Regions from separate parts of the Homo sapiens genome. Here region 2 is linked to region 1. The links are chromatin loops, found by intact Hi-C in ENCODE. Cell type or tissue: PC-9. All regions are shown on one strand.

Region 1 (2,500 bases):
TGAGCCCGCCTTGGTCACGTGGCCACATCTTGCCCCAAAGGAGCCTGGGAAACATCGTCTCTATGACTCCAGTACCATAGAAGGGAGCACAGACTTTGAGGAACCATTAGCATTCCCTGTTACAATATTCCTCATAAAAACCTTCTGGGCTAGTACTATTATTCTCCCATGGGCACATTGTAAAATGAGGCTCAGAGGTTGTGGTTTGGCCACATTCGCACAGCTCATAAAGGGCATGCCATCTACATGGTGTGCTTGAAAGAAGGGCCTCTGGCTTGGAGCCTGGCACCCTGGCTGTAACTCAGCCTCAGCCTATCCAGCTACATATCCTTGTGCCGATCCTGTCCCATCTCTGGTCTCTTCTCCAAGGCAAGGGGACTGGACTGGCCAATCTCCAAGGCCTCTTCCCAGCCCTCTTCTCCTATCCTCCCTGTTCTTACAGACACTGCAAAACCAGGGAAGCTCCACACCATCCCCATCCCTGTCGCCAGGTGCTACACCTACAGCTGGAGCCAGGACAGCTTTGGTAAGGAGCCGGGGCCCTGGTGACACCCATGCCCCACACTGCCTGAGCTGTGTTTCTGGTCCTGGGTCCATGCAGCTCCCACCCCGTCCCCAAAGCTCTCCCACATGAGCAGGCTCTAAGCAGAGCAAGGGGGCAGTGCTAGGAGTCCTGGGCTGGCCCTGAGTCCTGCTGTCTCCCCTCCAAAGGGAATATAGAAGGGGATCCGGGGCCCAGACGCCCAGACAGTGCTGGCCTTGCTTCCCTGCAGACATCCTGCAGGAAATCCTGCTCAAGGAACAGGAGCTACTCCAGCCAGGGATCCTGGGAGATGATGAAGAGGAGGAAGAGGAGGAGGAGGAGGTGGAGGAGGACTTGGAAACTGACGGGCACTGTGCCGAGAGAGATTCCCTGCTCTCCACCAGCTCTTTGGCGTCCCATGACTCCACCTTGTCCCTTGCATCCTCCCAGGCCTCGGGGCCGGCCCTCTCGCGCCATCTGCTGACTTCCTTTGTCTCAGGCCTCTCTGATGGCATGGACAGCGGCTACGTGGAGGACAGCGAGGAGAGCTCCTCCGAGTGGCCTTGGAGGCGTGGCAGCCAGGAACGCCGAGGCCACCGCAGGCCTGGGCAGAAGTTCATCAGGATCTATAAACTCTTCAAGAGCACCAGCCAGCTGGTACTGCGGAGGGACTCTCGGAGCCTGGAGGGCAGCTCGGACACGGCCCTGCCCCTGAGGCGGGCAGGGAGCCTCTGCAGCCCCCTGGACGAACCAGTATCACCCCCTTCCCGGGCCCAGCGCTCCCGCTCCCTGCCCCAGCCCAAACTCGGTACCCAGCTGCCCAGCTGGCTTCTGGCCCCTGCTTCACGCCCCCAGCGCCGCCGCCCCTTCCTGAGTGGAGATGAGGATCCCAAGGCTTCCACGCTACGTGTTGTGGTCTTTGGCTCCGATCGGATTTCAGGGAAGGTGGCTCGGGCGTACAGCAACCTTCGGTAAGAGCCGTAATGCGGAGCATCCCTCTGCCCTGGGTAACAGGGTTGTTGTGCTGGTGGAATCTGGGGCCTGAGGCTTAGGGCCCCAGAGGAACCAAAAGTTCCCTTATTTATTTTTATTTTATTATTATTATTATTATTATTATTATTATTATTATTATTATTATTTTGAGACAGAGTCTTGCTCTGTTGCCCGGGCTGGAGTGCAGTGGCATGATCTCGGCTCACTGCAACCTCTGGCTCTCCAGTTCAAGCGATTCTTGTGCCTCAGCCTCCCGAGTAGCTGGGATTACAGGTGCACACCACCACACCTGACTAATTTTTTTTTTTTTTTTGTCTTAGTAGAGATGGGGTTTCCCTCTGTTGACCAGGCTGGTCTTGAACTCCTGGCCTCGGGTGATCCACCCACCTCAGCCTCCCAAAGTGCTGGGATTACAGGCGTGAGCCACCATGCCCATTCCCCTTCTCACCATCTTCTTCTTGCCAGGCGGCTGGAGAACAATCGCCCACTCCTCACACGGTTCTTCAAACTTCAGTTCTTCTACGTGCCTGTGAAGCGAAGTCATGGGACCAGCCCTGGTGCCTGTCCACCCCCTCGGAGCCAGACGCCCTCACCCCCGACAGACTCCCCTAGGCACGCCAGCCCTGGAGTATGTCCCCAGCCTGGGCCAATGGTCGGGGAAAGTAGAGTTCTGGCTACCTGAAGGAAGCCGATTGGAAGTCATGGAAAGCAAGCACCTGTGTTGACAGGGCACCTCCCCCTGCCTGGCCCTCACTCCCTGCACTTGGACATGACATTTTGCCATATGACAAAGACTGAAAGTTGTCATACTTCCCCAAGGGCAGGGAGAAGCTCAGCATGGGGCTGCAGGTGCCATCCAAGGCCCTGGAGCTAGGATGGGCAGGCCTCCTGGGGAGCTGGGATGATGACTCTTGTTCTTTGCCCTAGGAGCTGGGCACCACCCCATGGGAGGAGAGCACCAATGACATCTCCCACTACCTCGGC
Region 2 (2,500 bases), 630 kb before region 1:
ACATATATATTTAATTGACATATAAGTGTACATATTTATGGGGTACAGTGTGATTTTTTTTTTTTTTTTTGAGATGGAGTCTCGCTCTGTTGCCCAGGCTGGAGTGCAGTGGTGCAATCTCGGCTCACTGCAACCTCTGCCTCCTGGGTTCGAGTGATTCTCCTGCCTCAGCCTCCCAAGTAGCTGGGACTACAGGCACATGCCACCATGCCTGGCTAATTTTTTGTATTTTTAGTAGAGATGGGGTTTCACTGTGTTAGCCAGGATGGTCTCGATCTCTTGACCTTGTGATCCACCTGCCTCGGCCTCCCAAAGTGCTGGGATTACAGGTGAGAGCCACCGAGCCTGGCTTACAGTGTGATATTTTGATACATGTATATAATGTGTAATGATCAAATCAGGGTAATTAGCATACCCATAACCTCAAACCTGTATCATTTCTTTGTGTTGATAACATTCATAATCCTCTCTTCTAGCTATTCAAAAAACTGTAAATTATCATTTGCTGTATTCACCTTAGTATGCCACAGAACACCAGAACTCACTTCTGCCATCCAGCTGTTCCCTGTCTCCCTTAACCAACCTTTCCTTCCCCCAACCTCTTGCCCTTCCCAGCCTCTGGTAACCACTATCCTACTCACTGCTTGTATGATATCAACTTTTTTTTTTTGAGATGGAGTCTCGCTCTTTCGCCCAGGCTGGAGTGCAGTGGCGCGATCTCGGCTCACTGCAAGCTCCGCCTCCTGGGTTCACGCCATTCTCCTGCCTCAGCCTCCTGAGTAGCTGGGACTACAGGCACCCGCCACATGCCCAGATAATTTTTTTTTTTTTTTTTTTTTTGGATTTTTAGTAGAGACGGAGTTTCACCGTGTTAGCCTGGATGGTCTCTATCTCCTGACCTCGTGATCCACCTGCCTCAGCCTCCCAAAGTGCTGGGATTATAGGCGTGAGCCACCGTGCCCGGCCGATAGGAAACTTTTTTAAGCTTCCTCACAGGAGTGAGAACCAGTGCATTGTGTTTCTAAGCATGTTGCATGCATCATGTAATAGAGAAGCTGCCTGCAATAGTTGGCCCTCCTGGACTGTTGTAACTAAACTGTAACCAGCAGATGGCTCTCAGTCACCATAAATATGGTAGAGCAGCTCATTCATCTTTTACTTGGAATTCTTGTTTTTTGTGTATCACCCCTTTTTGCCCCTCTTCTACTTTTAAGGTACCATGATTTGCAAACATTTAAGGTACAGAAGTGTTCCTTTTGGTTTTGTTTTTTGCTTAAGATGGCCTGTGTGACTCTCAGGAGCAGTGCCCTGGGGTTTTGAAATTTGAGTTGGAGACCCAAAAAAATGATGGCCTTTTCTACCCTGTATTTCTATTCTTCTGTGAACTGTTTCATCAAGGTTTTCATTTAGTGTTAAAACTTTTTATTGGTAAATTTGGCAAGCAATGAATAGGAAAAAATAGGATTGCTTTTAAATTAGAACAATATTTGATTGTAATAGATTTTAAAGGTGCTATAGTGAAATTTCCTTGGATATTATGTAAGGAAGATATTTTCCTTGTTCTGATTCTTATTTGTTCTGGACTAATACTCAATGGAGATTATTCAATTTGAACAAAAAATATTTTGAGTATCAACTTTGCAGTCGGCACAATGTTAGGCATTTATTGTCCCTTGAGTATTAGCTCCATGAGGTCAGGTATTTATGTCTCTCTTGTTCACTTACAAGTCACTAGATTAGTGCCTGATACATAGAAGATATTCAGTGTTTGTCAGATGGATGGATGGATGGAAGGGTGGATGGGATACAGAAAAGAGTAGGACAGAGTATTGGACTGAAAGATGTTAACAGTTTAGTAAATATGGCTACAGATATTCCTACATAATCATGATCTCTTGAAGGACCAGTTTAACTCTGGGATTGTTATTAAGTGCTGTGTTGAAAATTGAAAGGTAATGAAAAAATTTCCTTTTCCTGAAGTCGTGTCAATTTCTTCAAGTCACATAGGTTTGGCAATCTTTATTCCCTATATCCAGTCTATTCATCAACACTTGTGGAATTTCCCTTGAGCCACTATGTTAATTGTCCCTTTCTCTCTGTTCCCTCTTGTCACTTCCCTTGTCCAGACTCCTGTTACCTCCCACCTAAATTACCACACTGGCCTTTTGGCCTGCCTCTCTGACTGCAGCCTCTCTTCCGTGTAATCCAGTCTGCGTATTGTTGCCAGACTTCGTCTCTAAAGAATTTCTGTCAAAGAATCTATTTCTAATTGAAATTTGAGCCTCTGTGCATCTTTATATTCACAGAAAGGAACTACCAAAAAAAGTTCTGAAAAAGGAATTACCCTTTTATATCATAGGAGTGTTTTCAAATCTATAGGCAAGTCTAGTTACGAAGCTTTGCAGACTCAGCTCACTCACACCCCAGAAATATCTTCCCTCATCCTAACTGCAAACCTCCCTGTGGTCTGTGAATGCCCAAACACTGATATTTTTTCCAG

The links. Hi-C counts contacts between places; a loop is a spot of excess contacts. Peaks named below come from ENCODE experiments on the same cell type or tissue, not always from the same donor. Only the 100,000 strongest peaks of a DNase experiment are listed, where the experiment ranks them.
Region 2: a loop joins it to region 1, with 26 times the contacts of the local background. A loop is called at or near these places in 5 of 110 quality-filtered maps.

The regions. Positions count from the first base shown.
Region 1 is chr17:8,887,165-8,889,664 of GRCh38, reverse strand. PIK3R5 (phosphoinositide-3-kinase regulatory subunit 5) reads left to right here. Exons shown (of 19, transcript NM_001142633.3): 9 at 443-526; 10 at 774-1,494; 11 at 1,982-2,144; 12 at 2,444-2,500. LOC124903922 (a long non-coding RNA gene) reads right to left here and starts at 2,043. Exons shown (of 2, transcript XR_007065613.1): 1 at 1,965-2,043. RefSeq lists enhancers at 117-925, 926-1,734. In PC-9, no CTCF peak of the experiment used is centred here; no DNase peak of the experiment used is centred here.
Region 2 is chr17:9,520,882-9,523,381 of GRCh38, reverse strand. All of the region lies in intron 4 of STX8 (syntaxin 8), which reads left to right. Among named protein-coding and RNA genes, the nearest start is that of STX8, 54 kb to the left of the region's middle. In PC-9, a CTCF peak has its summit at 1,152 (motif pointing right); no DNase peak of the experiment used is centred here.